2 separate regions of the Homo sapiens genome follow, and region 1 is linked to region 2. The links are chromatin loops, found by intact Hi-C in ENCODE. Cell type or tissue: heart right ventricle. All regions are shown on one strand. Each heading gives the region's core, and the rest is flanking DNA. Links, peaks and the distances in the headings are about the cores only.

What was found. Hi-C counts contacts between places; a loop is a spot of excess contacts. Peaks named below come from ENCODE experiments on the same cell type or tissue, not always from the same donor. Only the 100,000 strongest peaks of a DNase experiment are listed, where the experiment ranks them.
Region 1: a loop joins it to region 2, with 1.9 times the contacts of the local background. A loop is called at or near these places in 6 of 110 quality-filtered maps.

Annotation. Positions count from the first base shown.
Region 1 is chr17:17,952,433-17,957,801 of GRCh38, reverse strand. The region is part of intron 1 of TOM1L2 (target of myb1 like 2 membrane trafficking protein); the gene reads left to right. Among named protein-coding and RNA genes, the nearest start is that of TOM1L2, 17 kb to the left of the region's middle. In heart right ventricle, for the core only: no CTCF peak of the experiment used is centred there; no DNase peak of the experiment used is centred there; H3K27ac peaks cover 1,435 bases.
Region 2 is chr17:17,888,363-17,893,731 of GRCh38, reverse strand. TOM1L2 (target of myb1 like 2 membrane trafficking protein) reads left to right here. Exons shown (of 15, transcript NM_001082968.2): 4 at 1-71. Among named protein-coding and RNA genes, the nearest start is that of SREBF1, 54 kb to the right of the region's middle. RefSeq lists enhancers at 2,632-2,781, 4,422-4,923. In heart right ventricle, for the core only: CTCF peaks have their summits at 2,343 and 2,542 (motif pointing left); a DNase peak (open chromatin) is centred at 2,529; H3K27ac peaks cover 407 bases.

The sequences.
Region 1 (5,369 bases), core at 274-5,273, 64 kb before region 2:
ACAGCTTTCCATAAGAGACTGTACATACCTATGAATCATATGTGTGTGTACGTGTGTGTGTGTATAGCCTGTGATATGTAAGTATATACACACATGTAAATACATGCACACAGGTAAATATATACATATACATATTTTATATATATTTTATATAAATATGTTATACTTTATATATATTTTGTGTAAATGTATATATATTTGCCTTCTAATGATTTTCACTGAGGTAGTTTACTTGTAGTAAAATGCATACATTTTGTTATAATTTTGACACATGCTTACATGTTGTCACCTTACCCCATCAAGATACGCACTGTCAACCTCACCCCAGAAAGCTCCCTCAGGTCCCTTCCCAGTTAATCCTCTCCTCCAACACACTGCAGAGGGAACCACTGATCTTTTATCTCTTCTAGAAGTTCATGAGTGGAGTCATACAGTATATGCTCTTTTGTGTTGAATCCCAGTGATATTTTGAAGAAGAATCATATGCATTGTTTTCTCTACCTGCCATTTTGAAAGGCTGTATAAGGGAGTGGTGGCTCATGCCTGTAATCCCAGCACTTTGGGAGGCCAAGGCAGGAGGATTGCTTGAGGCCAAAAATTTGAGGCCAGCCTGGGCAACATAGCAAGACCCTGTTTCTACAAAAAATTTAAAAATTAGCTGGGTGTGGTAGTGCTACTCCCTGTAGTCCTAGCTACTTTGGAGGCTGAGGCAGGAGGATTGCTTGAGCCCAGGAGGTGGAGACTGCAGCGAGCTATGATTGTGCCACTGTACTCTTGAGAGGTGACAGCGTGCTGGCAGCCGTTGCTCGCTCTCAGGCGCCTCCTCAGCCCCGATGCCTTCTCTGGCTGTGCTTGAGGAGCCCTTCAGCCCGCCGCTGCACTGTGAGAACCCCTCCCTGGGCTGGCCGAGGCCGGAGCCGCCTCCCTCAGCTTGCAGGGAGATGTGGAGGGAGAGGCGCGGGCGGGAACCGGGCTGCGCGTGGCGCTTGCGGGCCAGCGCGAGTTCTGGGTGGGCGTGAGCTCAGCGGGCCCAGCACCGCAGGCCCCGGGCAGTGAGGGGCTTAGCATCCAGGCCAGCAGCTGCGGAGGGTGTGCCATTCCCCCAGCAGTGCCGGCCCGCCAGTGCTGTGCTGGAATTCTCGCCGGGTCTCAGCGGTCTCCCTGCGGGGCAGGACTCTGGACCTGCAGCTCACCATGCCTGAGCCTCCCTGCCGTGGGCTCCTATGCGGCCCGAACCTCCCCAAGGAGCGCAAACCCCTGCTCCACTGCGCCCGGTCCCATCGACCGCCCAAGGGCTGAGGAGTGCAGGCGCACTGCCAGGGACTGGCAGGCAGCTCCACCTGTGACCCAGGTGTGGGATCCACTGGGTGAAGCCAGCTGGGTTTCTGAGTCTAGTGAGGACTTAGAGAACCTTTATGTCTAGCTAAGGGATTGTAAATACACCAATCAGCACTCTGTGTCTAGCTCAAGGTTTGTAAATGCACCAATCAGCACTCTGTATCTAGTTAATCTGGTGGGGACTTGGAGAATCTTTGTGTCTAGCTCAGGGATTGTAAACGCACCAATCAGCACCCTGTCAAAATAGGCCAATCAGGTCTCTGTAAAACAGACCAATCAGTTCTCTGTAAAATGGACCAATCAGCAGGATGTGGGTGGGGCCAGAGGCAGTAGTGGTAACCCACTTGGGTCCTTTTTCGTGCGGGGGAGGCTTTGTTCTTTTGCTCTTTGAAACAAATGTTGCTGCTTACTCCATGAGTCCACTGCTTTTATGAGCTGTAACACTGGCTGCAAAGGTCTGCAGTTTTTCTCTTGAGGCTGGCGCAGACCACGAACCCATTGGGAGGAATGAACAATTCCAGGCGGTAGGAGCGAACAACTTCAGACACGCTGCCTTAAGAGCTGTAACACTCACCGCGAAGGTCTGCAGCTTCACTCTTGAAGCCAGCGAGACTACGAACCCACCAGGAGGAAGAAACTCAGAACACAGCTGAACATCAGAAGGAACAAACCCCAGACACGCCGCCTTTAAGAACTGTAAAACTAACTGCGAGGGTCTATGGCTTCATTCTTGAAGTCAGTGAGACCAAGAACCCACCAATTCTGGACACACTCTAGCCTGGGTGGCAGAGCAAGACTCCATCTCTTAAAAAACAACAAAGAAGAGGCTGGGCGCAGTGGCTTATGCCTGTAATCCCAGCACTTTGGGAGTCCGAGGCAGGAGGATCACGAGGTCAGGAGATCAAGACTGTCCTGGCCAATATGGTGAAACCCTGTCTCTGCTAAAAATACAAAAAATTTATCTGGGCTTGGTGGCGTGTGCCTGTAATCCCAGCTACGTGGGAGATGGAGGCTGGAGAATCGCTTGAACCCGGGAGGCAGAGATTGAGGTGAGCAGAGATGTCGTCACTGTACTCCAGCCTGGCGACAGAGCAAGTCTCTTGTCTCAAAAACAAAAAAAAAAAAAAAAAAAAAAAAAGGAATTGTGTGGTCTGGGGTCCTGCCGTTCCCACTAGCTGCTGTGGTTTGAGAAGTGAGGGCCCTCTGCCGGTGACCACCATATTGTCTGCTGAGTATGATAGAAGAGGTGGAGAGAACAGCTTGATTTCCAGATTCTAGGTTGAGTTTGTTTCTATAATTGTTGGTGTCACAGTCTTCTCACTTGTCAGCTGGGCAAATCAGATCCACCAGCAGATGAGAGACTAACTATGACACCCGAAAATGTCACTTGTGATGGCACATTTCTGACAAGGTGCCCATGAGATGCAATCATTTCAATTCCATAAATGCTTTTTGAACATAAAGACATTGCTCTAGGGTGAGCAACAGCAAAAGAAACGGAGGTCAGGAAGGGGCTGAGCAAATGGATGGAGGAGCCACACTGCCATGGAGGTTCTGGGACCTCTCTTGGCCTTAGAGCGTAGTATCTGTGTGAGAGTTTTTTGTTTGTTTTCATAATGTGTTTAGCATGTGTTTGCTCTTAGTTTTCTCCTCCTCTAACTTAGTCCAGCCCTTGGTCATGCCTGGACCATTGCTTGAGGCTGTAAGTTAGACCAGTTCAATACCACCTAGCTGGTCTCCTCCTTCATATTCTCCCTCCCTTTCTACACTCTGGAACCTTCCAAAACTTTGGACAACTCTACCAGAAAATTTCTGGAACTCCCCATCTCCTTTAGAATGATTTATAAATAGGGCCAGGCGCGGTGGCTCACACTTGTAATCCCAGCACTTTGGGAGGCCAAGGTGGGTGGGTCATCTGAGGTCAGTAGTTCGAGACTAGCCTGGCCAACATGGCGAAACCCCGTCTCTACTAAAAATACAAAAATTAGCAGGACATGGTGGTGGGTTCCTGTAATCCCAGCTACCAGAGAGGCTGAGACAGGAGAATCATTTGAATCTGGGAGGCTGAGGTTGCAGTGAGCCAAGATTGCACCATTGCACTCTAGCCTGGGTGTCAAAAGCGAAGCTCCATCACAAAAAAAAAAAAAAAAAGAATGATTTATAAATGTAGCCTGGTGTTCAAGGCCTTCACTGACTGGGCTTCTTCCCGTCTTTTCTCTTACCAAGGTCTCTACTTACTTTGCCGTTCCCACTCCCTCCTTTTCTGTGCTCAGCATGGCCTTTGGCCCTGCAAAGCATCCCTTCTCTCTTGCTCATGGTTTAGACCAATATACCCTTTGAAACCTAACCTAGATCTTCCCACTGCCACAAAGCTGGCCCAGAAGCCTCTGAACTGCAGTGGCACTTATAACTTATATGTATTTAATAATTATCTGACTATTTGAATGCACTATGTTGAGCCGGTGGGATTTTGAATTCAAAGATGAACAATGCTTGCCCTGTCCTATGCCTGTCCTGAGAGTGGCTAACTGTACAGGGTACAAGGGAAGGCATCCTTGTGTGACTTGGAAGAAGAGGCAAGGCAATGAACATGCATAGAGCACCTGCTTGTGCAGGGGACTGTGCTGTGTTCTTTCAAGATTTTATCTCATTTAACCCTCTTGACTTTGTGAGATGGCATTTTTACCTGTGTTGTGACTTTCTCAGAATCACACAACCAACAGGATTGAAACCCAGTGAGGCCCACTACACACCCTATGTGCTCCCCCCACTCATGTGTCTTCATGTGTGTTGGGCTGGTGGGGGCAGGTCAGTGAGGTCAGCTGTGGGCTGTTTCTACACCCCATCCATGTGCATGCTGTGGGGCACAGGTTTCCTCCTGGGTTAGGGGCCAGGTGATGCTTAAGGCTCTGCCCCCATGGTGGTCCCTATTTGGGATCTGCCTCTTAAACAGTTGGTGACGCCTTTTGCAGGGACAGTGGTTCTCTGTCCTCCTGAGGTGGGGAAAGTGATCCGGGGCACTCCTGCTTGTCTCTAGCACCTTACAGGAATACTGCAGCAACCAAACTGCTGCTTCCTGATTAATTCATGCTCAAGGACCAGAATGACTCTCTGCAGTCTTTTGTTTTTATGGTGGTAAAATACACATAACATAACATTTACCTTTATTTATTTATATTTTTTTGAGACAGAGTCTCGCTCTGTTGCCCAGGCTGGAGTGCAGTGACAAGATTTCGGCTCACTGCAACCTCTGCCTCCCCAGTTCAAGCAGTTCTCCTGCCTCAGCCTCCTAAGTAGCTGGGATTACAGGTGTGACCACCACGCCTGGCTAATTTTTGTATTTTTTTTGTAGAGATGGGGTTTCGCCATGTTGGCCAGGCGGTCTCAAACTCCTGGCCTCAAGTGATCTGCCCACCTCAGCCTCCCAAATGAAGGGGTGGGGACCAGTCTGTTGGGCATGGCGTCCCAGAAGCCCCATTGCAGCCCTATTGTGGTGGGCAGGCTGCTTTTGAGAATGTGTATACACCTTTTCAACCTTCCTGTTCTGTCAGGGCAGCGGAGGAGGAAGTGTGCCTCAGGTGGCTAAGGGGCCTTCCTGCAGCAGGACCAGCATTCCATGTTGCTTCTTACTCCAGTGTTCCTCTACCCCAGAGGCTGCCTTCTCTTTGGTCTTTTGTGCATACTGGGCATCCTAAAGCTGTTTGTTTGCCCTTCAGTGAATGGGACTGACACAGAGACCCATTTTTGTTTTTAAAAATTATAAAATATAGGCTGGGTGTGGTGGCTCACACCTGTAATCCCAGCACTTTGGGAGGCTGAGGCTGGAGGATCTCCTGAGCCCAGGAGTTTGAGACCAGCCTAGGCAACACAGTAAGACCTTGTTGCTACAAAGAATATTTAAAAACTTAGCCAGGCGTGGCAGCACGCACCTGTGGTCCCAGCTCCTCAGGAGGCTGAGGCAGGAGGATTGCTTGAGCCTGGGAAGGTCGAGGCTGCAGTGAGGTAAGATCACACCACTGCACTCCAGCCTG
Region 2 (5,369 bases), core at 66-5,065:
TGGTCAAAATTATATCTCCCAAGAACAACCCTCCCACCATTGTACAGGACAAAGTGCTTGCTCTGATCCAGGTAGGTTGGACCCCTTGCCCAATTTGTTGGAACAGAGTAAGATGAAGTCTCTTATTGATGAGTCCTCATGCTCTCCCACCATTTGGAGGAAAAAAAAAATGGAGACTTCTACATTTAAAATATTTGGTGCAAAATACTTCAAAAAAAATTCTCATCCCACTGGAATGAAATTCTAATTGATGGCTCTCCAGCCAGTTAACAGAGCCTTCCTGAAGCTTTCTGGGTGCCATCCCTCTGCTGCTCACAAAGGCAGGTAGGGTGGCCTCAACAGGCCTCTGAGAAAACTTGGAGTAGGAAGAACCATGTTAGAGCTACGTGCGGGTTTGGTGAGGTCACAGGGCAGGGGCCAACTCTGGGTCAGGCGGAGCAAGGTAAGGGGCTGGGGATGGTGTTAAGGGATGTTTCACTGAGGAGATGACATTTCCATTGGACCCTGAAGAATGATGGGGAGTTTGGTGGAAAAGTCAGTGGGAGAGACTTCACAGGCAGGGAGAATAGCATGTGCAAAGGCCCAGACGCATCAAAGAGAGCAGTTGGCATATTTGGGTTGTATTTGTTATCACTCACTGTGTTACAAATTACCTCAAAACATACCTTCAAACGGAAAATGTTCATTATCTCTTAGTTTCTGTGGGCCAGGAATTCAGGAGCAGGTGGCTGGGCAATTCTGGCTTGGAGTCTCTCTTGAGGTTGCATTGTCTGAAGGCTCGACTATAGCTGGAGGCTCCACTTCCACCATGGTGCACCCACATGGCTGTTGGCAGGAAGCCTCAGTTCCTTGATGACTATTGGCAAGAGACCTGAGTTTATCACCATGTGGACATCAAGATTAGGTCTTGATGACCTAGCCTTGGAAGTCACATACCATTTTTTTCTGTTATATTCTATTTGTTAGAAGGGAGTCACCAGGCCTAGCCTCAAGAGTAGGGGAAATAAACTCCATCTCTTGAAGAAAGGAGGATCAAATAATTTGTGGACATGTTGTAGAGACCACTATGTGGGGAAGGGGGTGTAATGAAGAATGTTGGGGGCAGGGCTTGGGGTGGGGGAGCAGGCAGGAGATGGGACCAGAAGGATGCCCAGAGGCCAGTGGCCATGCATGCTGAGGAGGCATGCTTGGTCCTGTAGGCAGTGGGAAGACATCGAAGGGCTCTGAGCTGGGATGTGTGCAGACCTGGGTTTTAGACAGAGCACGTGGTGACACAGAAGGCACATAAGTCAACAGGCACATCCAGCCTGGGTGATTAGTGCTGTGGCAGAGGCAAGACAAGGGCCTGCAGGAGCCAAGAGGAGAGACAAACCTAGGGCTGGGCGTGGGGCTCCAGCAAGGGCAAAGGGAGGCAACCAGGCAGAGGCAGCGGAGAATGCAGGAAGTGGAGTGCCGGGGCAGGCCGGGCTCTCAGATGGGTCAGGTGTGCAGCTGGAGAGGAGCCTCTGTCCATTCCCTGTGCTCACTTCCCTCTGCCTGAAAGGTCTTTCCCCAGCTTTCAGAGCAGTGACTCCTCCTCCTCATTCACAGGTGCCTCGGAGGCCTCCAGCTGGTTTTAAGCACACACACTCTCTGTCTCACATCATCCTTTTTTGTGGTCTTCAAGACTGGCTTTGCTAACATTTCTTTTGTCTGCCTCATTCTTCGTTCCCTAAGAACCCAGGGACATGCTGTCCCCAGGGTCTAGAGCAGTGTAATGTGTAGAGCGGGTGTTCAGTATTTCTTTATAATGAATGAGTGAATGTAGTTAATTCTGAGGAACTCTGGGAGGCCTTCCCCTGTTTACCCTAGGGTTGTCCCTCGTCCCTGTTCTGCCCACCCAATATCCTTCTGTCTCTCTGTCTCCCTCTGACACACACACACACACACACACACACACACACACACGTGTGCATGCACTTTACCTTCCTCATACACCCCACTCTACCACAGCCCTTCCTTCTGGGGCTGCACTCCCCTACCTCAATACCCCCAGGAATTCATGTTAGGAAAACAAATGGTGGCTTCTTCTCACAAAGCATGTCCTGTGGTAGAGCTTTCTGACCCCGAGGCCTGTCTGCAGGGTGGCGGGCCCAGCAGGGTGGCTAGCCTACCGCATGGCAAGCACAGTTATCACAAGGGGTGTGAACTGCACTGTCCCTGCTGACTGTGTGGGGACCATGGCTGAGGGCAGACACAGCCTTCTTCACTGGCTGTGGCCCACACCTCTACCCTGAGGATGCCTGTCCCCGCACACCCTGCCCTCACCTCCAAGCTTTCCTATCAGGATCACCCCTCCACACTTTCCAGCTCCTCCTAGCTTTTACCCAGTCCTGCTGCTAACCTCAGACAGGTGTACTAATTTATTGTGGGCATGTACCACCTTATCTGTAAAATGGAACTTGGGGTTCTTGCCTGTCTGCTCTCAATCCTGAGCCCATGAGATCAGCCCAAGGTGTGAAGTGGCCAGCACCATGTTCTGAGGCCTCCCCCTGCTGGTCTGGCAGTAGCAGTGTGTGCTGGCCATGGGGACCTGAGCAGAACAGGGCCTTGAGATGCCTCACAAGCTTCTGCCTGGCTGGACAGTTTCCTGGTCCAGCTGTGAAAAGCATGGGCTTCAGATAAGGGTGCTACTCCTAGATGGGGGTTGATAACCCAGCTGGAGAGTGTTCTTCCTCTCCAGATTTGCAGTGTTCCTGAAGAGCTCTTACCTTTGGTAACGGCTGCCCAGCAGAGGACAGCAGGCAGCATTCAGCTGTGGGTGGCTTGGCTTCTGTAACAGGGTGAACCAATGGAATAAACAGGATCCCTAGCCCTTTCTTTTTTTTAAACTTTTAATTGAATTATAATATATATACAGGAAATCACACATAAAAGTGTATACAACTTGATAAATTTTCACAAACTGAACATGTAACCAGCCCCTGCATCTAGAAACAGAATATGACCACACCCAAAACCTCCCACCTTCCGGATGACCACTTGCCTGAGCTCTCACAGCATAGACGAGTCTTCTCTGTTCCTGAACTTCATCCAGAGTGCTCTGTTGCCTCTGCTGTGTTTGTGGGTGTCACACGCATTGTTGCCTGTGATTCTAGGTCTTTCGTTGCCATTGCTGTGCCAAGTCCTGTTGTGTGAACACACTACAGTTTATTTACCCCTCCCACTGTTGATGGGGACTTGGTGTTTGCAGTTTGGGGGTACTGTGAAAAATGCTGCTATGAGCATCTAGCACTTGACTTTTCTTGAGCATATATATATTCCTTTTTAATGGGAATATATTAAGTTGAATATGTGAAAGTGCCATCTTTGTTGGTCAAAAATGGCCAAATATTAGCAATTTCATATGTATCCACCTCATACCGGGGTGTGAGGTTGCTGTGTGGTGGGGAATGGGCTCCACTGGGCTCTTGGGTGTTCTCAGCCACCAGCACCCAAGAATGTTAGTTGCTTCGCATCCTCACCCACACACCCTGTTTTCAATCTTCTTCATTAGAGCATGGAGTAGCATTGCATTGGGTCAACCTTTTTTTAGCCCCTTTGAGAAAGAAAGTACTTTTATTTGCATGTTGAATATACTTTAGAAAACTTAAGACTCCCCCAGAGACTCTGACAATTCCCCCAGGAGAGAAAGTGCTGCTCCCACCATGAGACAAGAATGGGGTTGGAGGTGACAGGTCACTGGCTGCCTTGCCAGCCTGTGAGTTGGTAGCAGCTCTCATATCAATGCGGCTAGGCTGAGAGGAGGTTCAGCTAAGTGTGGGGTGCCAGAGCGGTAACAGACTTCTCTGCACCATCGTGGTATCAGGATGCTTCTTGGTGCTCTTCAGAGAAGTGGGACAGGGTCAGTCCTGGCCCTACCCTCAGGGAGCCTGCAGTTTAACTGGAGAAGCAAAGGTTTGCAGATGACAGAGGGTGAGGGCCCAGCCAGGAAGGACTTAAACTGGCTTTTGACTGTTTGTGGCTTGGGGGTGGAGTGGGGTACAGCCTTAACCTTTCCATTATGGAAAAGTAGATCGAATGTGTTAGCACTTGAAAAGCTTTCAAGGTAAAGGGGCCACACAGACGTGCCTCCCTAACACCTCCTGCCTGTGAGGCATGGTTGGGGGTCCTGGCAGAGGTAGAACCCATGGCTCTGATTACCAGCTGCTGGCCAAAGCCCACTGCCCCTTTGGTTGCCCTGAGGATGGTGGAAGCAGAGCTGCAGCCAGATTGAGGGGAAGGGGGAGGTTGGGCTCCACACTAGCTTTTCCAAAGTCCCCCTGTGCCTATAGGGAAGTGGGTGATAGAGCTCATCCGTGCATATCTGCCTGCCCCCAGCCCACCTTCTGATTCCCTTTCAGAGTGCCATTCGCAGGCATGGTCAGCCTACCCAGTGGCACCTTTGCCATCAGTAGCACCCTGGCCAACTGCAAAGAGAATCCAGCTGATGCCTACCCCTCCTTTCCCCACTGTACTCCTTCCTTTCCCGTATGGGGGCTTTCTGTCTTCTGGCTGCCCTCCAGCCATCCGTAGCCACCCCATCCCCCTCAACCCGCCAAAAGACAGACCCAGCAGTGTGGTTCTGGTACTTTTTACCAACATGTGCGAGGGCTCAGTCGGCTTACCCGCACCACAGGATCTGCCTTTCTGGATGGAGCCGGTCTCCCTGGGAGGATGGGAGGAAAGACACATTGAGAGTGGTGCAGCCTGGTTGGTAGCTTGCTGACACTCACTTCTACCCCCAGGGGCACCAAAGACTTCCCTTCCGGCAGCTTTCAGCTTCACCCCTATGTTTTCACCTCATGCCTTGGCTGGTGTTTTGGCTTGTGTCCCTTTTTGTTTGCTTACATTAAGTCCCATTTGTTGAGAAGACAAAAAGGATGCTCCCACTCTATGCCATCCCTGAGCCTTTCCCTTGAAATTGTTTTCAGGAGCGGAAATGGAGTCATCCTGGCAGAGTCACCTCAGTGTGGTCATGCCTCTCCAGCCCCCCTCCCCATGCCCCAGCAATAGTCTAACCATATGCACTTTCCACTGAAGAAAGTGAACTGATTGGGGTGGGGATGGGAGTGGGGACAGGAGAAACTGGAGGTGTGTGTTCTTTGAAGACGTCAGAGCCTGGTAGCTGGGCTCTGGCCAGATTCTGTGTGGACAGCAGCTCCCTGGGGACCCTGTCACTGGGAATAGGAAGTCTGGTCTGGGGCATAAGCAGGAGCTGACAGAAGCTCCCTTCTATCCAAAGGCATCCCAGAGCCCATAGTTTAAATCAGCAATGGTTTATTGGTCTGAAATTTGATGATTCAAAGCTTTGTCAAAACTTTCAGGGATACAGAAATGAATAGGTTATG